Regions from separate parts of the Homo sapiens genome. Here regions 2 and 3 are each linked to region 1. Evidence: chromatin loops called from intact Hi-C (ENCODE). Cell type or tissue: OCI-LY7. All regions are shown on one strand.

The links. A loop is a pair of places that touch in the nucleus more often than their neighbours do. Peaks named below come from ENCODE experiments on the same cell type or tissue, not always from the same donor. Only the 100,000 strongest peaks of a DNase experiment are listed, where the experiment ranks them.
Region 2: a loop joins it to region 1, with 4 times the contacts of the local background. A loop is called at or near these places in 2 of 110 quality-filtered maps.
Region 3: it touches region 1 in a loop (6-fold over the local background); 5 of 110 quality-filtered maps call a loop at or near these places.

What each region holds. Positions count from the first base shown.
Region 1 is chr6:106,505,993-106,513,992 of GRCh38, reverse strand. CRYBG1 (crystallin beta-gamma domain containing 1) reads right to left here. Exons shown (of 22, transcript NM_001371242.2): 3 at 954-2,563. Among named protein-coding and RNA genes, the nearest start is that of RTN4IP1, 120 kb to the left of the region's middle. RefSeq lists a silencer at 1,169-1,438 and enhancers at 1,559-1,718, 1,729-1,798, 1,850-2,808, 3,731-3,790, 3,536-4,141 and 1 more. In OCI-LY7, CTCF peaks have their summits at 1,527, 3,135, 3,335 (motif pointing left) and 4,518; DNase peaks (open chromatin) are centred at 1,512, 1,792, 3,262, 4,422 and 4 weaker places; H3K4me3 peaks cover 4,831 bases; H3K27ac peaks cover 4,944 bases.
Region 2 is chr6:106,695,136-106,703,135 of GRCh38, reverse strand. It overlaps LINC02526 (long intergenic non-protein coding RNA 2526), which reads right to left and starts at 7,651. Exons shown (of 3, transcript NR_149100.1): 1 at 7,462-7,651; 2 at 6,736-6,861; 3 at 3,142-3,294. It overlaps LOC105377927 (a long non-coding RNA gene), which reads right to left and starts at 244. Exons shown (of 4, transcript XR_942841.3): 1 at 135-244; 2 at 1-45. In OCI-LY7, CTCF peaks have their summits at 3,273 and 3,475; DNase peaks (open chromatin) are centred at 365, 875, 1,295 and 3,525; H3K4me3 peaks cover 2,037 bases; H3K27ac peaks cover 3,760 bases.
Region 3 is chr6:106,970,158-106,978,157 of GRCh38, reverse strand. CD24 (CD24 molecule) reads left to right here and starts at 3,429. Exons shown (of 2, transcript NM_001359084.1): 1 at 3,429-3,580; 2 at 6,324-8,000. The coding sequence starts at 3,512. The coding sequence ends at 6,497. RefSeq lists silencers at 2,668-2,887, 2,928-3,077. In OCI-LY7, CTCF peaks have their summits at 2,545 and 2,746; DNase peaks (open chromatin) are centred at 2,797, 3,067, 3,357, 4,227 and 4 weaker places; H3K4me3 peaks cover 5,019 bases; H3K27ac peaks cover 4,492 bases.

The DNA of each region.
Region 1 (8,000 bases):
GGCTATAAAAATTTCAGGGCAATATCCTGAGTCACAGTTGTAGGGTTTTTTTCCCCCACAGTGACTAGCACAATATCTTGCACAGAAAGTATTAAATAAATTACTTGTGAAATGAATAAACTTAACAGCAAGTAGTCACAGTTGTTTTGTGCTTTCATGCAGCACAAGGAGGAAGAAGCAACCAAGATACATAAATTAGGGACTTTTTGAAAAAGGCTTAGGCCAATAATGCACTAAGTTCCATAAAATGTTTTGGAATTATCTTAAACTCACACCTGTCACAGCTGCTTTCATGTAGCAAATAATCTTCCAGTAAGAACACTGATCTTTATTTCAGTAACTGAAAACTACTTTTCAGCCTGGGTCCAAAAGTATCACCAGACTCCCTAACATTATAAAGGGGAAGAAGCAACCAAGATACTTGTATTAGGAACTTTTCTTGTGTGTTTTTAAGCTTTTTGCCAATAAATGCACTGAGTGCCATAAAAGGTTCTGCAAATTCTCTTAAAACTCACACATGTCAAAGCTACTGGATCGTATTTAACATGTTACTGTTTGCTCCATATTTTGAAATTCACAGCACATGCATTTTAAGAACATCCCACCTTGGAACACCCTTGTACATTTTGAATAAAGAATAGAATCAGCTCATGTCAGGCCATGAGGTCTTATCTCTCATCTACATAAACGTTGAGCTTCAACGGATATCCTATTTTTACATTCGTTAAACTTAAATCTTGTGTTAAAAAGGGAATTAACTGAGGAGGCTGCCACAGGTGTCATCTTAAATCTTGACTGTGTAAACTGGCCCTTCACTATCTTAAGTTCAGCATGGAGGGGAAAGTTCAGTGACCAGACGTTTCTTCCACAATGCAGATACCCCGAGCCTCTCAGAGCGGACCCCCAGCACGTGTGCGGACAGCAACTCGGCCGGGACTTGCGCGGCTACTTACAGGGTCACTTTAGTGGTCACTGTCGACCTGCCCACGCCGAAATGGTTCCTGGGCTTCAAGCCGTCGGCGTCAGAAGCTCCAGGCGCTCCGGCCGCTCTGCCCAGCTCTCTGCTTCGACCTCCCTCTGCCCGGCCGTTGAAGTGGTTGGGGAGCGGGCCCCTCTTGTGCTCGGGCTTGATCTCCGGCAGCAGCGAGCTGCTCTTGACCGGGAGCTCGCGGGGGATGGCCCGCGCCGCCTCCTCCCCGCTCTCGGCCGCAGTGCCCTTGGTGACTGGGCTGGGATCGGGCACCCTCTTGGGTGGGGACTCCTTGGCGGGAGCCCGGGGGCCGCTGGCGGGCGGGGCGGGCACGGCCTCGAGGGCACGGCTCCTGCCCTTCCTCTTCGTGGGGGACGAAGCCGGGGGTGGCTGTTTGCTCCGGTCCGACTCCCCTCGGAGCTGCCCTTTGGTACCGGGGCTGGGCTTGGACTCTGGGCTCGCAGCGGAGGCAACGCCCCCGTCGAGGGCTGCCCGCGGAGATTTCACTTTCTTTTCCGCCGAGGCGTTATCGCTGGCCGCGTTTGGCGCCACCTCGTCGTCGAACACCGCGTCGTCCCTGGCAGCGCTCTCAGGGAGCTCGGCGTCCGCGCCGGGGGAGTCGGTGGATTTCTGCGACCCCCTCCGCCTCCCCGACCTACGGCCGCTGGACCTCTTCTCCATGTCGTCCCAGTCACCGCAATCTTCCGCTCTGGGAGTAATCACGACCGGCTCGTCCACTTGTGCCCCCTCAGTCTTACTCAAGTAGATGTCCAAAGTTAGCACCTTAGCAGGGTGGGCGTGACCCTTGGGGCGGGCTGTGCAGTCTGCCTGCGCGGAGCTGGCCGTGTGCGCTGCGCCCTCGGCCGGAGGCTCACCTGGCAAATCAGACGCGCCCTTGGGGGGCTGGCTGCGGGCGTTGCGGGGCCCCAGGGAGCCTTCTTCGGCACACACACTGGGGGCTCCGTTAGGGGCCTCGCCTAGTCCTCCCGCGGGCCGCTCCTGGGTGGGCGACCCTGGCGCACCCCTCACACCCAGGAAAGCCTCCTGTTCGTGGCCAGCACCTGGTGAAGCGTCCTCCCCCGGACTGCGGGCGGGCGTCTCTGCGTTCTCTTGCCTGGAGGAATTTCCCGGCGAGGAATGCAGCTGCTTGGCAGTGGTGGTGGCATCTGGGAAAGGCTCTCCCTCTGCCTCCAGAGGTTCTAATTGGGGTGAATCATTTTCATGGCACTGCTGCACAGCCACAGCCGCTGCACTGCTGCTCCAGCGAGGTGACAGCTCGGCGTCAGGGGGGGCTGCGGGGCCACCGCTCTCGGGGAGCTCGCCCTCTGCCTCTCGGGGATTCTCCCGCGGGGAGCCCTCCTCGCTTGTGTCCGTTTGCTTCAGTTGGCTGCTCTGAGATCTGCTCCTCTCACTCTCTCTCTCTGGGAGCTTAGGAGAGGCTACCACATCTTTGGGAGAGAGTGGTTTGGCATTTGATCTGGTGGGACTCTCTAACCCGTTTCTACTGTTTCTTCTCCTTCCTGCAGTGAATAGAGTGCCAAGTTTCCCCAAAACTGGCTTCCTTCTGTTGTCTTCTGGAGGTTGTGCTCTGGACTGAAAAATAAAAGGGATGAGGAGGGAACATATGAGAATCTGGTGTTTTTCCCCTTAGACGTACATTACAGAACCACCAGCCAAAATGATAACAGACCAGAGTTTCTAATTGAAAATGATAAAGTTATGTTTATGTTACATTCATTCCAACAAAATAAACTCTGGTTTTACTTTTGAATTTTGCTTAAACACCTTAAGTTTCTGGCAGTAGTCAGAATAGCATTTTCTTTGAATTATAATTCTTGTTTTTTAAAGGAAAATTTGAACGGTCCAAATAATCACATATACAAAATAAATAGTTCCTTGCCCTCTCTAGGTTTTTTACCTTCTTCCTCAATAAAGATGCAATTTATAAACAGCCGTGCATGTGACCATGGGGCAGCAGTAAACACACTAAAGTATCCTAAGGCGGACTTTTTCCCGAAACACCGCCCATTCTTTTTGTAGGAGGGAAGGAGGACGAAGAAAAAAAACCAGTCCTAGCAGCCTTCTCCTCCAGAACAGTAAGAAGCCACCTGGGTTCAACATCTAGTACTTGCAACATGAAAACCTTAAGCAAGCTCGGAGGAAGCAAGCACCTGGGCCCCGCCTTAGCCGGAGCTCCAATGGGAGGAGCGCGCGAGCGTTCAAACACCCGAGTGATCCCGCGGCTGCAGAGCGCATCGGAAAGGCTTTTGCCTGTGGGAGTTCCTACCATGTGAACACGGAGGAGTGCGTGGGGGTAGCGGGCGAGGTTGCAGGGGTGACCGCCTTTGCTCACCGCCCCCTAGAGCCGAGGAGGTGTGGCTGAAGGATGCGCTTGGGACTCTGCCTACTCCGCCCCGGGACCCGTTCCTCGCCACACGTGTGGTTCCGGGGTCGCACGGCTGGAGCCCCAGGGGCCGGCCCACCTATGCGAGGGTGCCGGGCCGCCTGCGAATGATCCGCAGCGCTCCCAGGAAGGGGGAAAACCTGGGCTTCTTATATCTCCTGGAGCAAAACGGCTAGCATCCAGTGCCCGCGCCAGAAGGCGGGAGGGAGCGCAGAACAAACCAATAAAAGCAAACCCGCCAATGGGCGCGGTGGCGCTCCGGGGTTTGCCAGAGTGGGGACTGGGTAGGTGCGGGGCATAGAGGTGGGCAGGAAGAGGAGGAGGCGAGCCTGGGAAAGCGGGGGAGCAGGGGCGGCGAGCCCAGCCTGGCTCCTAGGAGAGGGAAGTGTATTTGCGTAAGGACTCCTCTGAAACCAGGCCAAACGTGCGGCTACTGTATTTCTTAAGAATCAACTTTTAAACATTCAAAACCTAGGTGCTAGCTTGAGTCCTGGCGACGCAGGAAAGAGCCCCACCTTTCCTGGAAAAGGAACATTCAGGACAGTACCGACTACGGGGAGGTTCCCCAATCACCCTTTGAAGCTCCATTGCGTTTGAGTTACATGCAGCAAATGGACTTTGGCGATGGGAAATAGGAAAGATAACGCATGAAATTAACAGGTCAACAAGCATTTGTTGAGACAGTCCTGGTACTGTAACATAGTGTCACCCCGCTACAGCCCAGTAAGGTCATGCTGTTACCACACAGATGAGGAAAGGAAGCTCAGCCAGCCTATAAAGAGACACAAAATTGGGGTGGGGGGGAGAGGCGGTCAGAGCAGTAAAGTCAGAATTCAAATCCAAGTCGCCTCCTGCCCACCCCATGCTCCTTCCATTCAGCCACAGGGGCCCCTTTCAGAGGCCGCGGAGGTTCTGCCGCCACCCGAGAACCACAGTCGGCCCAGAGGAACAGACTACGGGTCACCCACCCCCCAGAGTCAGCTCCCGGGGAAGTGCGCATGAATCAGATTTGCTCTCAAGGTTCTAAGACTCTCCTGGTCTTAGAAGCGCCTGGTGGGCGCTTTGGGACTAGACAGCTGCTGCTGCTGCGATGAACCAATGGTGCAGCCGCTCGGAGCTCTTGTACCCGACGTCATACGATTTTAAAATCTAACCAGATTTTGATTAATCCGATTCTTCAATGGTTATATAAATAATATAGGAAGAATTCGAAGTATGATTTAAGGGAAAAAATTAAAATATTGTAACTTCCTAAGGAAACATTTGGATTATTTTACAAGTCAAAGGTATGACATGATTTTTAAATCATAATACATGTTTACTGAGCTATCCTTATGGGTCAGGCCCTTGTGATTCACACACTTTCATTTTATCTTCCCAACAGCTAGGTAGGTAGTCTTTTTTTAGTGCCCGTTTGTCCAAGGTCCCACCACAGGTAAAGTCTGACTCTGACATAGAGCTCTGTGTCTCTGCTGTCTGGACAGGCCTTCAAACGTATCTTGAAGTAGTAGCCAGGGAAAATAGGTTTGAGTCTTGGCTTAATTCCATTCCCTGTCAAAATAAACCAACTAAGTATATGTATTACTCTGTCCTGCCAATGATGTTGCAATCTGCTTTTCCCATGCAGCAGACGCTTGATCAGCAAGCAGTCCTCTCTATGCTTAGTATAGGCATTAAAACAATTTTTTTTTTTTTTTTTTTGGCTATTAGATGCTTTTTACAAAACTGGTTGCTTGCTCTTCAACTTGGCTCAACTACTTGACTCCTCCCCCCCTCAGAGGGGCAGCCTGTTTATCACCAGCCAGACTGCTGAATTTCCTAAAAATACATGAATGTTCATAGTGGCTTCATTCATTCATAATAGCTAAAAACTGGAAACAGCTCAAAGTCACCGGACATGGCTTGTGAACAGATAAACAAATTGTGGTACATCTACACAGCAGAGTATTATTCAGCAATAAAAAAGGAACAGACTTCTGAAACATGTAAGGATATGGATGCTAAATGCTTTTGCAGACTCCAAATGTTACATACTGTATGGTTACATTTATATGACATTCTAGACAGTGCAAATCTAATCTATAATGATAGAAAGTAGGTCGGTGGTTGCCTGAGGGTGGGGTCAGTGGGTGGTAAGTGGTGGTGGTGCAACAGGGAAGAGGCACAAAGGAACGTTGAGGGTTAAAGTTCTATATCTTGATTGTGGTGATGGTTACACATGAGTACTTATCTTTCAAAACTCATCAAACTGTACATTTAAGATGGGTATATATAAATGAAGTTAAGATACAATCTCTTTAAAACAGAGTTTTCCCCCTGGGAAATAAAGAATAGAAATGCACTGTGTGGCACAATCCATCTGTCTTGGGTGCACATTTCACAGGGTCTCACTGTATTGACCAGCCTGGTGTGCAGTGGCACGATCACAGCTCACTGCAGCCTCAACCTCCTAGGCTCAAGTGATCCTTCCACCTCAGCTTCCCAAGTAGCTGAGACTATAGGCATGTGCCACCATGCCCAGCTAATTTTTAACTTTTTTGTAGAGAGTTTCACCATGTTGCCCAGGCTGGTATCAAAGTCTTGGGCTTAAGTGATCCTTCTGCCTCAGCCTTCCAAAGCGCTGGGATGATAGATGTGAGCCACCGTACCCAGCCACGTTATGCAGTTCTTAATGAGGGATCTCGTGTCATTTCAAATGATAGACTCGTTGACAGGGGAATGCAGTCTTCTCCCACGGGACCAGGTCCCTGTGGATATCCAAGATCATATCTCCAAACAGGATCATCTGAGCAGGGCTCAGAATGCCCCATACCTCCTGAGTAAAGTCCTCAGTCACATCTTTGAGGAACACCCCTTCCTAAATGCGATACGTATTTCTTTTCAACCAGGAATTGTTTCTTTCCATTGTTCAGGGGGAAACTAAGGCAAATGGAGACAAAAAACTAGCTGGCCTGGGAGTTGTCAGAGAGGGACCTTCTTAGGTTTGAGCCTTTGGGTCTGGGGTCTTAAACCTAGGATGGGAAGCCACAGACCCACCACCTTTCCAGGCTTGATGATAATTTGCTAGGAAGGGGAGTGTTTTGCAAAGAGGCCATGAGTGACCATCAAGTTTCTTCATGCTTCCTCAGATTCCTCTGCCCCTGACTTTCCCACAGGCCTGGGCAGGGTCCTGAGGGTTCCCAGGCTGGGTGTTCTCAGAGCACATGCAATCCTGGGTCCTCCTTTGTATTTACCTTTTTACTGTGTATTTTCTGCCCACCTTACTTAAGGCAGCCTGCACACCTTACAGTGCAGAACCTGCACTTGGCACCCTTCCATCATCCATGTCCAACTGGGACGGAGCAGTCCACAACAGGACTATTGTAGAGGTGGCACATGGGTTGTGTGCTACGACCTGCTTTAGAGTGTTCTTGTTGGCTAATATGAAATGTGGCTCATTAGGGGCACATGTAACCATCCACGAGATCATATTCCAGCAGCGTGTAGAGGCCCAGGCAGCACTAGCTGCAGTGCTGTTAGGTGATTCTCAACCTTCGTGGTGTGGCAGCGCCTACTATATATACTACTATATATTCCTACTATTACCACTTAGTAAATGTTACCTTGTAACATTTGCTACCCATTAGTTAAGGAGATAATGTAAATGGTAGAGTTTTTTTGAAACTGTTCTGGTTCTGAAGCTGGCCGAATCATGAATTTTTCTTTTTTTCCTTGCTTAAATAAATTCTGCTAAATTTGACTATCTAAGGGTTTTTCCTTTTTATAGTAACTATGGGAACAAAACTAAGTTTTTAAATTTTAATACAATTATGGGTCATTGACATTTGTTTTATGTTTATAATCTGTTTATATCTTTAAGAAATCTAGACTGGGTGCAGTGGCTCACACCTGTAATCCCAGCATTTTGGGAGGCCGAGGTGGGTGGATCACCTGAGGTCAGGAGTTCGAGACCAGCCTGGCCAATGTGGTGAAACCCCGTCTCTACTAAAAATACAAAAATTAGCTGGGCATGGTGGTGGTTGCTTGTAATCCCAGCTACTCAGGAGGCTGAAGCAGAAGAATTGCTTCAATCCAGGAGGCGGAGGTTGCAGTGAACTGAGATCACATCATTGTACTCCAGCCTGGCTGACGAGCGAAACTCCATCTCAAAAAAAAAAAAAAAAAAAAAAAAAGTGACAAGAAATCTAATAACATTTTGAGTAAAGTGATGTTTCTTATAAAAAATAAATAAATAAGTTTTCCTATGTTTCCCACCTTTTCATTCCCCAGTGAATGTAAGCTCCTTGAGAACAGGAAAAATGTTCTGTTGCCTTTCCAACAGCTAGCATGGGGGACTGACAGCTAGAGGTGGACATAAAGTATTTGCTGCTACTAAAGAATTAGTAACATCCCTCCTGCCTTTCAAAAAAGGAGTTGTCAATGCTCTTGGAGACAACTAGAAACATTGTTCTAAACAAATCAGAATGAAAATCTTATCTGCCTAAAACTTAGTGTGGTCAAGACTTGGCAGCTTTATTCTGCCAGAGTGAGGATTCCACGTGTTGATGGAGCTACCGGTGCACAGGTTTACTGCAGCCTCTCAGCCCAAATCTGACTCAGGAAAGTGGAACAAAATCTTGTTACATG
Region 2 (8,000 bases), 190 kb before region 1:
TGGAGAACCCTGTCCAGCCCAAATGCTGGAAAGCAGGGTTCATTTCTGAAATGACAAAGAACGGTTCATTGAAGGAGTAGCTTTCAAATAGCCAAACCAGCTAACTCTGGAGGGAGCTAGAACTAGGTTTTCACCCAGAAGTAGCAGCGGTTTGGCAGAATGGCGGCATTGAAGATGCAGGGTCAGAGTGAGGGGATTGTGCAGAAGCTAGCTGCGAGCCAGCCACCAGACAGACTCTTGAGGCAAAAGGAAGACTCTGAACCTATGATTTAACTGCGAAAACAGACTCTGGTTGGAAACACTGTCTGACAGAGCCCATGCCACGTGGAAAATATTAAACATTTCCTCTCTTGGCACCTGTTTCTAACAGACTGGAGTGTTGACTATTTTGCAACGATACATAAATTCGGTTTGTTAGTGAACTCCATGGAGAGTCCACATGCCCTGGCCAACGTGGCTTATCTCTTATTTAAACATGAAAAGAAAAGAAAGTGACTGAAAGATTGAGTTCACGGTGCTGTGCACACACAGGCAGGTGCTCTGTCATGCTTCACAGCACAGCACACAGGAAGCAAGAGAAGAAGGAACATAAAATACTGTAAAAAGCAACCAACAGACTTCACCCACAGTGATCAGCTGACCACCACTGGATTCATCTTAATTCCATAAACAGCAGTTGTAGAAATCAATTTAGAATACAAACTTACTCTTTAAATAAAAGCTAAGAAGTGAGAGTGATGATTGGGCTTACAATGGTTAAAGTCCCCAAATTGTAGAGTAGGTAATATGGCAAACCTTACTTCGTACTCCATCAAGAAATTGGTGAGGACCTAGTATGGGCTGCTGAGTAAAGACCGTATGTTGTGTGACAGTAGTCACAAAGCTAAGAGGCAGGCAGCTGCAGTCAGCCCAAAAGGGAGTAGCTATCAGGCTAAGGGCTCAGGCTAGGGTAGTGGAATTGTTAAGAGAGGTTACTCCACAATCAAAAAAGTTTAGGACATAACGGGTTAAACAAAGTTAAATGGGTCTCTTCTTTTATAGGCTAGGAATCTATAAGAGAAGATAACAGTACGGAGGGTTTCTCAAATATTTGACTGTAGCAGGTTTTTATTACAGAGCCCACGTTAGAAAAAACTGCTCTAAACTTCTTTATTTCATCTGCACCTACGTTGGGGAAGAAGGCTGTGGTCTCAGTGTGATTGTTTATAAGCAAACTTGGTTAGATTGGTAGGAAAAAGTTTGGTCACAACTAGATTAGTGAGTTTCTGAAATGGAAATTAAATTTCCTCAAGCCCTAAAACTGACTGTGACAAATGGTGACCTAGAGAGGATGCCCCTCCAGATGGGACTCAGGGTTGACCTTTTCTGGATATGCCTCACGCTGCAGGGCTTTAGACAAGACAAGATCTACCATCAGATACTAGTGTGTTTGTTTGTTTATTTGTTTTGTTTTTAAAGTGCTGTTTGCAACCTACCAAATTGATTTTATTAACCTTTAAGGGATTGCAATCTGTCATTTGAAAAACACTAAACTGTATCTAAACCTAAGCATATTGACATTCTTATACCCAGCCAGGCATGGTGGCTCATGCCTGTAATCCTAGCACTTTGGGAGGCTGAAGTGGGAGGATCACTTGAGCCCAGGAGCTTGAAACCAGCCTGGGAAACATAGGGAGACTTTGTCTCTACAAAAAAATTTAAACATTGGCCAATCATGGTGGTGCATGCCTGCAGTCCCAGCTATTCAAGAGGCTGAGGTGGCAGGATTGCGTGAGCCCAGGAGTTTGAGGCTGCAGTGAGCTGAGATCACACCACTGCACTCCAATCTGGGCGATAGAGCAAGAACTTGTCCCTAAAAAAAAAATTCTTAAATGCTTTTCCTCAAATAATTTGATGCTCGCTATTTTATGAGGTAAGAGAAGAGCAAAGGTGGGTTGGAGGAGCTTTAGTACCATGTCTTTCTTTCAGGAAAGGTAGTACCTAGGACCTTCTTCAGGCAATACAAGATCTGGACCAGACCCCTGGTTTTGAAAAAGAAGGGAGAACTGTGGTTAGAGTCGTTGCTAACATGTTGCTTTTAAATTTTAAATGTGATTTCATATTCTAATCTTATTCTGGAAGCAACTCACATCTATCTATTTCCTATGTTAGTTCTAATCAAGATCACAGATGAACTCCCAGATAACAGGATTGCTGTGGGTTTGGTCTGCAACACATTAGGTGGCTCTTAGGAGCAGGAAAAAGGAATATTTTTCTTTTCCATCTTGGATTAATGGCTGAGGCATTTATAACAAAAGACAGATTAACAAGAGAAAAGCATTAACATTTTCTGTGGCACAGCAGCCTTCAGGAATGAAGACCCAAAGAAAGGACTAAACCTGTGTATATTTTTTGTGTAAGTCATTGAAGAAGTGAATGCTTGTGGAGAAGTATGAATGGAAAAAGGGCATGTCCAATAGGAATTAACTGGGGAAAACTTAGTAAGGCCTGTTTGTTCAGATTCCTCTTTGTGTCCCTGTGTCTTCAGAAATAAGGAGCCTTCTTTGGTCTGGGTATGGGGAGGGCATCTCTGGAATGATGGCTTTATGACCTGCTTCAAGGGAGGTCATAAATACAGCAGGTAATTTGGCAAACCTTATTTCATATCTTCATCAACATTCAAGGGAGAAGGGCGAGGGGAAGGTGAGAGAGACCTTCCTGCTTCTGCCATTTTCTCCCATGCCAAGGTGCCATATTTGGGGCCAGTGTGTCCTGAACCCCATCACAGGCAATCACAGGGCAGGTAGGCTTATCTAAAGATGTTCTCTCCTTTCCCTCACAATTAGTGTCTTGATGTCAGCTCCTTGATACTGAGCCTGGCTGAGCTTCGGAAGAAAAGCAGACCCCCAGACCCAGGACCCCCATGGTCTCCTGCTGCATTGAGAAAGATTAATGGTTAAAAAATAGATGAAAAGATTCTCTTCATACCTTCCTACCATATCAGAGAGGCCTGAGCCTAAAAACCCTGGCCCCAACCCTGGGGTATGGTTTACAAGACCAGCCAGAGACCTTACCAGACCTCCTCATCCTCTGCTGTCCCAATGGCACTTCCAATGAATTTTTTTTTTAGCTAGCAATTGAATGTGATATTTTGCAAAGCACTGTGGTTTTTCAAACTTTATTTCAAGGGGTCTAGAAAATATTTTTATTTTCAGTTTTCTTTTTCCACTGTCTTTCTTCTCCGCTTGATTCACTTGATTTCCTTCTTAGTATTTTGTCCGTGAAATTCGTCAGTATTGTTCCTTGGATTAATATCTGAAATACAAAATGCAATCTTGTTTGGAAAATTAAAAGAAAACTATAAGTGTAGGTAATGGGGCTTGAGGAGCAGCGGGAGAGAAGAGGGGTAGCTGCAGGGGCTGGAGGGCCATAGTCCAGTGAGAATGGCAAATGATTTGATATAATTTCAAGACTAAAAAAATATAGATTTTTACCATCCTAAATCCATTTAACTGCTCAAATGATTATTGCTCCCCTGGTGTTTATAAAAAACATTGCAATGAAAGGAGACAGACTTACACAGACTTAAAGAGTTTTTAGAAACCATTAAACCCACTAAGTCTGTTTTTTTTTTTTTTTTTTCCCGATTGTTATGAATCCTAACTTAACCATTTCACTGTCTGCAGAAAAGGGACAGTGGCATTCTGTGGTCAAAGGGGTGGCTCTGGACACCACCTCTACATTCCTAGCTGTGCCAACAACTCTGTAGGTGATCAAGGGCAAGTCACCTCACCTTGCCAAGCCCGTTTCCTCCTTTTAAAATGGGAGGTCGGCCAGGCACGGTGGCTCATGCTTGTATCCCAGCACTTTGGGAGGCCGACGCGTGTGGATCACCTGAGGTCAGGAGTTCGAGACCAGCCTGGCCAACATGGTGAAACCCTGTCTCTACTAAAAATACAAAAATTAGCCGGGCATGGTGGCACACACCTGTAATCCCAGCTACTTGGGAGGCTGAGGCAGGAGAATTGCTTGGACCCGGGAGGCAGAGGCTGCAGTGAGCTGAGATCATGCCATTGCACTCTAGCCTGGGCAACAGAGCGAGATTTTGTCTCAAAAATAAATAAATAGGCTGGGCGCAGTGGTTCACACCTGTAATCCCAGCACTTTTGGAGGCCGAGCCCAGTGAATCACCTGAGGTTGGGAGTTTGAGACCAGCCTAACCAACACAGTGAAACCCCGTCTCTACTAAAAATAGAAAAAATTAGCCAGGCGTGGTGGCGCATGCCTGTAATCCCAGCTACTCGGGAGGCTGAGGCAGGAAAATCACTTGAACCTGGGAGGTGGAGAGCCAAGATCGCGCCACTGCACTCCAGCCTGCACAACAAGAGTGAAACTCCATCTCAAAAAAAAATAATAATAATAATAAATAAATAAATAAAAATAAAAAGTAAAATGGGGGATCATTCACAATTGTTCTCAGGGTATTGTCAGGATTAAATGAAACAATGTGTGATAAGCCCTCACTAAAAAGTCTGTCATATGGTGAATGCTCAATACATTTTATTTTGGAATGCTACATGAATAGAATTACTGCAAGTAAACCAAGATTCAGTCATTGGCAGAGAGTTGCATGAAAGCCCTGCAAGAGATGGAGATTGTAGGGGGAAAGTTCCCTGTAGGCCTTTTGCTCCATGTATTGAACACAGCAGATGTCAACCTGGAGTGATTTGCTCCCCAGGGGACATTTTCACACTAGTGTGTGTGTTGGTGGGAGTGGGAAGTGCTACTGGCATCTACTGGGTAGGGCCAGAGATGCTGCTTAACATCCTACATTGCACAGGACAGTCCCTGCAACAGAGTTATCTGGCCTCAAACGCCAACCGTGCAGAGGTGAGGACTAGCACAAGAGAACTAGCACAGTCCCTTTAGCCTCTTAGCTCCAGGAGTAATGCTTTCCTTTATGGCTAAAAAAAAAGTTGTAAATGGAGTTGAAACCTCCCTTGCAAAGATAATGACAATGAGAGAAGTCTAGCATGCCACCTCCATCTTGCTTCTAGACTCACAGGCTGGCTATCCTTGCTTAGTTGTGGGCACAGGCCAGGCTAACCACGGGAAGAATTTAGTTTATAATTTAACTTTGAAGCAAGGATGATAACAGTTCCTTCCTTAAACTGATCCCCTCCTTGTTCCGGGGCTGAAACCATCTTTGGTAAGACTAATGAAAGACCACAAGATTAGGATTATGAAGTTGAAACATTTCAAAATGATACAAAAATTGAATAGCCTTCTTGGTTTGGGGAGGGGGCGATGGCAGTATACAGAATACACTGACCTTGCCACTTTATGAGCAAAAGGTAGTTGTGGCTTACAAAAAAATGTTTCATAATATCCACAGGAAGTGAATAAAGATTCCCCTGCTGTCCCATTTGAATGCTATGCCACAGTTAGGAAGGTCAAAAAGTTTGATTATATGGCCACCTTTGTGGTAAGAATAGAGGTTCCAGTAAACTTCATAAAGTTGGTAGAAGTGGGTTCCATAAAATGTTTCAAAGTTGGAATGCCCCTCAGAGCACTGAAAATTTTGGTCATAGAGGGGAAACATCTGCAAGCACATGACTTTATGATGAGCATTATATTTTTCATGATCAGCATTATATTTTGAAGAGCTCCCCAACTGACCATGATATAATAACGATGTCTATCTTCAAAACACTTAGCACTAGAGAGAGACTTTAATGGAACCTGAAGACCTGTACAGCCAGAAAGAAATCTCCTTGACATCCACATGAGTGAAAAAGACAGCATGGAATAATGCTCAGTGTTGGGGAGAGCACTGATCCAGGAACCTGAAGATCCGACCAGCTTCTGACCGACTACATATGTGATCTCGGGCAGTCATCAAGCCCTTTAGTTCAGTCCCGTCAGTAAAATGAGGATGGATGTTGGCATCTGCTCTGTGTACCCCAGTGGGCTGTGAACATTTGCGAAAGCTTCACGAATCACTGACTAAACAACCAGTGTCTTACTATTCTTGTCAAAAGGTAATGAGAGTTAGAATCAAATTGTATCCTATTAAGGAAATATGTTTATAACCAAATTATTTCCTAAGAACTTCATGTTTCCTGGCATAGTCTTTCATTTCTCTCCTAACATAAAATCTGTCAGGAAATCTATGTTTCACTGGGTAGAAAGCTGCATATCCAGTAAACATATTTTATAATGTCTTATTTTATGGCCATCTCCTCTGGTCATCTAGACAGGATCTTTTGGAGGCGACCCTAGCCAGAAATCTTTTCATGGCAATGGAGAGAAACCCATCCAAGTTAGTACAAATGAAAGCTTGTTACAAAAACTAAATAGAAAGCAGCAGGTCATCTCACATGCATCCCAATCAAAGTAGAACCACTCTTCATATAAATCTCATCCCAAACCCACAAATGACAAAATCATCCCAGTCAATTCCCCCAAGCCCATATGACCTTACTGCTCCAGTACTCATCACTGATGTACTACAATTTCTTTCTTTTTTCTTTTTCTTTTTTTGAGATGTAGTCTTGCTCTGTCGCCCAGGCTGGAGTGCAGTGGCGCGATCTCAGCTCACTGCAACCTCCACCTCCTGGGTTCAAGCGATTCTCCTACCTCAGCTGCCTGAGTAGCTGGGATTACAGGCAGGCGCCATCATGCCTGGCTAATTTTTGTATTTTTAGTAGAGACAGGGTTTCACCATGTTGGTCAGGCTGGTCTGGAACTTCTCACCTCGTGATCCGCCCGCATCGGCTTCCCAAAGGGCTGGGTTTACAGGCATGAGCCACCACACCTGGCTGATATACTATAATTTCTGCATCTCTTAGTTTAACCTCTGTCCTTCCTTTATCTTCTTGCCTGCAAAACAGATGCCATTCTGTTGTCTCCACATCAGCTTCCTTTTTAGCACTTCAAGTTCAAAGTGCATATCACCAAAGCAATAGAGGGACAAGGACATTGGGAAGGGTACTTATACAGAACCACCTTTGGATAGGGTGCTTAACCGCTCAGTGCCGCAGTTTCCTCATCTGTAAAATAGGAATAACATTATTCCCAGCCACAGTGCCTGATCCATGATGCTCAGCATTGGCCATTGTCATTATTAATTTTAGGGATAGGTAAATGTATGAAACTGACCAAAAGCAGGCATAGAACTGCATAATCCAAACTACCAAATTCTAAAATAAGATGAGCTGTATTGAGCTTGTCAGGTACGTTTCCAATGTAGGTGACTTGGCCTCCGTCTTGAAGGAAGTGATGGAAATGACTTGGTGGAGAGAGGTGTTTTGGTTTTCAATGGCTATGTAACAACTCATCCCAAAATATAGTGGCTTAAAACAATAGTAATTATTTATTTACTCACAATTCTGCAATTGGGCAGGGCTTGGCAGGAATGGCTCACCTCTGCTGTACATGGCATCTATGAGCTGGACCATCCAAGGTGGACTTTTTACTTACATGATGGCATATCAGGTAACAGCTGGCCAGGCATCTCTTTCTGTGTGATCTCTCCACCTGGCTAGCTTGGGTTTTCTGTCATCATGACAGTCTCAGCATAGTCCGACTTCTTACAATGTGGCCAGCTTCCCCTAAATACAAGAGGAGAAGCTTCCTGATCTTGGTGCCTGGACTCAGGAGTCCCAGAAATAATTTTCACCACATTGTATGCATTGCTCAAAACAGTCACAGGGCCAGCCCAGCTTCAAGAGGAGAAGACTGTACAAGCGCATGAGTCTCAGGAGGTGTGGCTTACTGGGCTGCCCATGAAAGAGACGATGACAGGAGGTTAACACAGAAGCTTAGCTGCAGGAGATGGTACATGTGAAAATCAAAGCAAAGAAAACACACCAGGATCAGCCAAGATGAGCATGAGAATTGTGAAAAAGACTGCCCTGGCTGTTGTTTTGAGGGGTAGAAATAGAATCTGAGGGTTTATTCGAATCTAAGAGAGTTCTATCGTATCCCCTGTACTATAAGATTTAAAGGTTCAAACTATG
Region 3 (8,000 bases), 460 kb before region 1:
ACTATCTCATGAAAGCTATGAAAACTGAAAGTTATAACTTTCCACACATACATCAATTTATGCAATCAATCTGTTTCAAAATCATTCTATACCACACTTTCTCTATAAAATGGAAATTGGCCATGTGTCTCAACAAAAAGTTCAGGATAACTGGTAAGAGTCTCAATTTGTTAGTGGCGTGAGTTATTATTGGCTAAGGTTTTTTTTTTTTTTTTTGAGACAGAGTCTTGCTCTGTCATCCAGGCTGGAGTGCAGTGGCACGATCTTGGGTCACTGCAACCTCCGCCTTCTGGGTTCAAGCGATTCTCCTGCCTCAGCCTCCCGAGTAGCTGGGACTACAGGCGTGTGCCACCATGCCCAGGTAATTTTTTGTATTTTTAGTAGAGACGGGGTTTCATCATGTTAGCCAGGATGGTCTCGATCTCCTGACCATGTGATCTGCCTGCCTCGGCCTCCCAAAGTGCTGGGATTATAGGCGTGAGCCACTGCACCCAGCCGTGGCTCAGGTTTTATTAGCAAACAAACTATGAAAAACCAGGAGAAGTGGATAAAGAATAGGAAGAAAGAATCACAAGCCAAAAGAACTGCAAAGGAAAAATCAGGCAGTTTTCTTGAGTTTCTAGCTGTACAGGAAAAGGGTAGGGTGGAGACCTGTAAAGAGAAGTATCTTACCTGTGTTGGGCCTCCAGTTGTCAAAGTCCTGGGCAACACCCCCGGTAGGATGCCCAGGGGGAACTCCTGGGCAGAGGTGAAGGGCTTTGCTACGTGAATTATCCAGTCTCATTAGCTGGTGATGAAATGGTTCACAAAGCACAGATTCTGAGTGCCTTGCCAGTTTTGGGAATTATTTGGAGACTGATATTCTTTCACGTATCACACAGTGGCAGAGAAGGTAATTACCTTCTGGTTGCTGGCACCTTCAGTGGAAGAGCAAATATTAAGTGAGAGCTACTACTCTGAGGCAGGCAGTATTCTAACACTTATATATACAATAACTCTTTAATAACTAATTAGTAATGATGTTATTATCTCCATTTTATAGATGAAGGAACTGAGGCTTTTTGTCTCCAGCAAAATTAGCAGAGCCACGGTTTGAACTCTGGCAGTCTGTCTTTAGAGGCTGTCTTATCCTAGGAATACCACCAGTTAGTTCAACAAGCAGCTTGTGGAGGACATAGTATGTTCCTTGCCTTGGAACCCGGCACTCCTGAGTCACAAACAGTCCATTTTTTTCACCCGGAAAAGGAATGGAGAAGCTGGGCCAGACTATTTCTTTTTTCTTTTTTTTTTGAGACAGAGTTTTGCTCTTGTTGCCCAGGCTGGAATGCAATGGCCTGATCTCTGCTCACTGCAACCTCCACCTCTCAGGTTCAAGCTATTCTCCTGCCTCAGCCTCCCAAGTAGCTGGGATTACAGGTATGAGCAACCATGCATGGCTAATTTTGGATTTTTAGTAGAGACTAAATTTTAGTAGAGACTAGATTTTAGGTTTCACCATGTTGGTCAGGTTGGTCTGGAACTCCTGACCTCAGGTGATCAGCCCTCCTCAGCCTCCTAAAGTGCTGGGATTATAGGTGTGAGCCACCACGCCCGGCCAAAGTATTTCTATATAATGTGGTACACTGTTAAACAGGAAAGTCCACTGGTGCTCGACAGAAATTCTTGTGTTCCCAAGCACATCTTAAACGTGCTTGGAAAGTTACTGAGCTAAAGTGACTGACCTTGAAGGCACAAACCAATTCAGTCACTATTCAGTCAACAAACCTACTGCAGATTTCATTGTCACTTTGCTTCCCTGAAACTTACTTTGTTTTAATGAGACTGCCACGCAAAAGTGAAATTTAGACAAATTTAGAATCTTACTACTCTGTGGTTTACTTTAAAGACCGAAAAATGCTTGGGCTAAACCTTAAATAAAAGTATTAAGTCTTGCAATTAAAAATTGAACCAAAAATACTAACGAGAGTGTTCTGCAAAACTGAAATTTAAACAAATTTACAACCATACTAGGTTTGGTCTCTGCTGTTTGCTTTAAAGACTGAAAAACACTTGGGCTAAACCTTCAATAAAAAGATTAAGTCTTGCAATTAAAATTTAAACTCAAAATACTCCACCAGTAAAATTACTTCAACTTTTGTTGTATGCTTGAAAGTTTTCACAATAAGATGGATAGGAAAAAAGTATTCCACCAAAATCTAAAGAGTGATGACGAATCTCCTCTTTGTGCCGGTTCATTAAATTGCCTAATGGCAACTACGGATAAGTAAATGCCTTTATCTCGAACGGTTCTGCTCTTTAAACGAATGACGGGCAACAGAGACCGAAAAAGTGTATCCCCAGGAATTCGAGAGGGACGGTGAATTGTAGTGGGACCGCCAGGAGGGGAGGTTCCTGCCCCCGAGTAGAACCTGGGAGCAGAGCCGCTCGGGGAGGGCGGTGGGGGCTTCAGGGCCGCGGAGGGGGTCCCCTCAGGGTGGGCCGTCTCCTCCTCGCCCGCCGCAGGCAGGAGCGCGGGGGACCGAAACCCTGTAGTTTGCAGCGTCAGGCAGCGGGTCTGCGCCCAGCGAGCGGCTCCCCAGCTCCTGGGAAGATGCGGACCCGGGACGCCCCCGTGAGCTCACTGCGCCTGGCTGACACGAGGCGCTCACAGAACAAAGCAAGGGCTTCGGGGAGGGCGCGGCCGCGGGGCCGAGCGCGCAGATCGCTCCGGACCCGGACACCGCCTGCGAGGAGCGCCGACCAGCCGGGAAGGGTTCGCGCTAGGCGGCGCCCGGGTCCCGTCGGCCAGGGTGAGCGTCCGGCCCGCGTCCGCGCCACGCCCGCCGCGTTCCCCTTTCCTCTGCGGCGGGCCGAGAGATAACCCTGCCCGAGGGGTCCCGGCGCCCGCCCCCCACGCGGTCGCACTGGAATTCGCAGCCCCTCTCGGGTCCCCGGGGCGCATTTTGCAGTCTGAGTGGCAATGCACTTGCTCCAGGACAGGCGGCTACCCCGCCGCAGCGGAGGCGCGGACTTTTCTTTTGGGGGGTAAGATGGCAGGTCCCGGGAAACAAAGGAAACTTGGGCCCGGCCCCCAGCGCGGCGTGTGTGGCTCGCGTGTGTGCCCCGGGTCCTGTGCCGGAGGCGCTGGGCGCCTGTGCCAGCCTGCCCGCAGCCCGCAGCCGGCGCGGGGATACCAGCCGGGTACCAGCAGCCGGCGGCGCCCGCCCACCTGCAGCGGCGCCCGCCCGGGGGGCTCCCGGCCCGCGAGGGCCGGAGCGGCGGTGGCAGTGGCGGCGGCGGCGGGGGCGCTGGGGAACCCGGAGCGGGGCGGGGAAGGCGGGGAGGCGGCGGGCGGCGGCGGAGGGGAGCCGGGGTGGGCGGGCGGCGCCACGTCACGGCTATTGTGGCTTTCCTGGTATATAAGGTCTCGCCGGCTCGCCGCGCTCCCCACCTTGCCTGCGCCCGCCCGGAGCCAGCGGTTCTCCAAGCACCCAGCATCCTGCTAGACGCGCCGCGCACCGACGGAGGGGACATGGGCAGAGCAATGGTGGCCAGGCTCGGGCTGGGGCTGCTGCTGCTGGCACTGCTCCTACCCACGCAGGTGAGGCCCTGGCGCCCGGCGGGGCTCGAGGGCCGTTCCCGGGGTGGGGGCAGGGGAGATGGACCCGGTCCCGGGGGACCGTCCTGCGCTCCTGCCTCGGGCCACGGACAGGGACCGGGAGAGAATCTTGCTTAGCTGACCAGGGGAGAGGGCCATGTGGACCCCATTTTTCCATTCCCTTGCGTGCTGCCCCCCCTCCTCCCACGGCCCTGGGAACAATGCAGCTCCGCGTGCGGGCTGAGAGGACCCTGCCCCACCCCAGGTTCCACGCTGTCCCTTCCCAGGCAGCCAGGTGACTACTTCCCACTTTCACCCAGAGGCCCGAGGTGCCTGCAGGGATTAGCGCCTGGAGAGCTCGGGCTCCCTGGGGACGTTGTCCCTGGGTCCCTGAGGACTCGCTTTCCCCTAGGAATGTCTTCGCGCTCCCCGCGCTCTACACAAAGAGAGGCGACGGTCCCTTTCGGGGAGGGCGGCTCACGCCCATCCTCCACCCTCGGAGTTGGATTGGGTATCCCGGAGAAGCTACGGCTATCTGGCCCTTTTTAAACAAACCCCGGTTCCGGGCTGAAGCCGAGGCGGGGACCCTCTCCTGACGCTGCGCTCTCTGCGAGGCAACCTTTCACGTCCATCGCTTGTCATCTTAGGATCCCCATGTTATTTTAGCCCAGATTGGCTAGTTCTGGGGAGGCAGCATGGTGGGACGATTCTGTCCCGAGTCCCCGCCAGGCTTTGTTCGGGTCGCCGCTACCAGCGCGGTCTCCCTAGATCCTCCATCCGGGGAACCTCGCCCCGGGTGCGGGTACCCGGGGCCGCGCAGCGCTGCCTCGAGGGTGTATGGATGCACCGCGCCGGCGAGAGAGACCGGGGGCTGGGCCTGGGAGACCCTAGCGGGGGCGGGGGCGAAGAAGGTACGTTTGTTTGGGTCAGTTCGGGTTTGGAGGATGGGAGTGACGGCTCTCCAGCGCCTTCGATTGGGGTTAATCGAGGACTGTCACTGGGGCTTCTCCCCCAAAGTTGGGCGCGCTGCGTCCTCCGTCCCCAGACATCGAAAGTCCGGGCTCACCTGGGAGTGCAGCCTGAGTGTGGAACGCGCTTCCCCACCGCTGGCGGGGTAACCGTACCCTATTGTCTTCCTCCCAGTCCGCTGCGCTCCCGAGCCTTCCTCAATTCTTTGATGGGGGAGGGGCGCGGCTGCGAGAAACCGGCCCCCTCCACTCCCCGCCCCATCTTCTCTCCGACCAGATTTTTTTCCTCCAACATTGTAAGTGAGAAGTTTTAATAATGCGAATAAATCTAGCTTGGGAGAGAAAATTTTGTTTAGTGTCAGTTTAATAAACATAATTTTTTTGTTGGTGTAGAGGATCTTTAGATCCTCAGATTGATACACCAGGTTTTAAAAAGAAAACATCACCTGCTGCAGTAAAACTCATTGCATGAATAAAGAACAGGTTACTTTGCGGGATCCCAAACAAGGTGTCCAAAACAGGCACCCTGTTTTAAGTAAATTACCATATTAATGCTTTTCTTTATTGGGAGTGCCGTTTCCTGATGGGACACACTAAATCTTGCACACAGTAGGTGCCCGATAAATAAATTTGACTTGATCAAGATTTTTTTGTTGTTGTCACTAATCTATTTTGGATAGGATTTGTACATTTCTGTAGTCAATATTTGTTTAATGACCTTATGGATTTTACAACAAAAGGAGCTGGTGCTGATGTAGGAGGGCTTTATCTTTGGATTAATAGGCAGCCAAATGTACACGGGGCCCAGACTCTTGCCTGGTGCCACGTCCTCCCTCCAGCCTGTAATCAGAAGCTCTTGTAAACCCTCCCTTGCAGTGAGGGCTGAAAACTCCGATCTGCCTTTGTTCCATGACAAAGGAGAGATTATCACGTGCCCTACTGGACTGTGCATTTCGTGGCTTGAAAAATCAGTGGTGAATGATGCCACTCAGACGCTGGGACACTGGGAGAACCTTGGTTCTTGGCCACAGCAATGAGCTTGGCGACCAGTGAGGCTGCTGCTGGTGAAACTTAACACCATAACCTCTCGTTGTCTTTTGTGAAATCGTTCCGACTTCATGGTGTTTTCTTGAAGTCATTCTGCCTTAAAGGAAAAACTCATTTTCTTTTTCAATTTAACACAAATATTGTGGCCATTTTTTAGAAGAGTTACTATTTCAAATTTCAAGGGAGAAGATAAGACTGCATTTCCCCCTTAAGGAAAAGGCTAAGTTACCAAGGCTGTATTAAATTGAGTATGTGAAAGTTACCTAGCAAATCCAGGATAGACAGTGACCCAATGAATTCTAGTTCCATAAGTCTCAGTTACAATATTTAAAAATCCCCATTTTTTTGTGCAACTTTAAAATCTCCCCCTTTCTGGGAAAATAGACCTTATTGCAATGCCATTAAGTCAATATAATCTTGGAAACTGAATTAGTTAACCTGGTCCTTTTTTCCTTTGCAAAGAAATAAAAACAGGAGTTATAGTTATTGAATAACTTTTTTGTTCTTGTTGCCACTTGGCATTTTTGAGGCATCTCTAGGTAGTTTGTTTTGAAACTAAAGAGAATGACCTTGGTGGGTTGAGCAAGAATTCAGAAGTTAATGATGTTGGGTAAGAGAACAATGGTAAGAGAGCAATCTAAGAATATATCACCTACTTTAATTTTATATGAGAGTACATGGAGGTAGCTGTGATGTGGAAATGTATCCATGTAACTTTTTATGTATTTTAGATTTATTCCAGTGAAACAACAACTGGAACTTCAAGTAACTCCTCCCAGAGTACTTCCAACTCTGGGTTGGCCCCAAATCCAACTAATGCCACCACCAAGGCGGCTGGTGGTGCCCTGCAGTCAACAGCCAGTCTCTTCGTGGTCTCACTCTCTCTTCTGCATCTCTACTCTTAAGAGACTCAGGCCAAGAAACGTCTTCTAAATTTCCCCATCTTCTAAACCCAATCCAAATGGCGTCTGGAAGTCCAATGTGGCAAGGAAAAACAGGTCTTCATCGAATCTACTAATTCCACACCTTTTATTGACACAGAAAATGTTGAGAATCCCAAATTTGATTGATTTGAAGAACATGTGAGAGGTTTGACTAGATGATGGATGCCAATATTAAATCTGCTGGAGTTTCATGTACAAGATGAAGGAGAGGCAACATCCAAAATAGTTAAGACATGATTTCCTTGAATGTGGCTTGAGAAATATGGACACTTAATACTACCTTGAAAATAAGAATAGAAATAAAGGATGGGATTGTGGAATGGAGATTCAGTTTTCATTTGGTTCATTAATTCTATAAGGCCATAAAACAGGTAATATAAAAAGCTTCCATGATTCTATTTATATGTACATGAGAAGGAACTTCCAGGTGTTACTGTAATTCCTCAACGTATTGTTTCGACAGCACTAATTTAATGCCGATATACTCTAGATGAAGTTTTACATTGTTGAGCTATTGCTGTTCTCTTGGGAACTGAACTCACTTTCCTCCTGAGGCTTTGGATTTGACATTGCATTTGACCTTTTATGTAGTAATTGACATGTGCCAGGGCAATGATGAATGAGAATCTACCCCCAGATCCAAGCATCCTGAGCAACTCTTGATTATCCATATTGAGTCAAATGGTAGGCATTTCCTATCACCTGTTTCCATTCAACAAGAGCACTACATTCATTTAGCTAAACGGATTCCAAAGAGTAGAATTGCATTGACCACGACTAATTTCAAAATGCTTTTTATTATTATTATTTTTTAGACAGTCTCACTTTGTCGCCCAGGCCGGAGTGCAGTGGTGCGATCTCAGATCAGTGTACCATTTGCCTCCCGGGCTCAAGCGATTCTCCTGCCTCAGCCTCCCAAGTAGCTGGGATTACAGGCACCTGCCACCATGCCCGGCTAATTTTTGTAATTTTAGTAGAGACAGGGTTTCACCATGTTGCCCAGGCTGGTTTCGAACTCCTGACCTCAGGTGATCCACCCGCCTCGGCCTCCCAAAGTGCTGGGATTACAGGCTTGAGCCCCCGCGCCCAGCCATCAAAATGCTTTTTATTTCTGCATATGTTGAATACTTTTTACAATTTAAAAAAATGATCTGTTTTGAAGGCAAAATTGCAAATCTTGAAATTAAGAAGGCAAAAATGTAAAGGAGTCAAAACTATAAATCAAGTATTTGGGAAGTGAAGACTGGAAGCTAATTTGCATTAAATTCACAAACTTTTATACTCTTTCTGTATATACATTTTTTTTCTTTAAAAAACAACTATGGATCAGAATAGCCACATTTAGAACACTTTTTGTTATCAGTCAATATTTTTAGATAGTTAGAACCTGGTCCTAAGCCTAAAAGTGGGCTTGATTCTGCAGTAAATCTTTTACAACTGCCTCGACACACATAAACCTTTTTA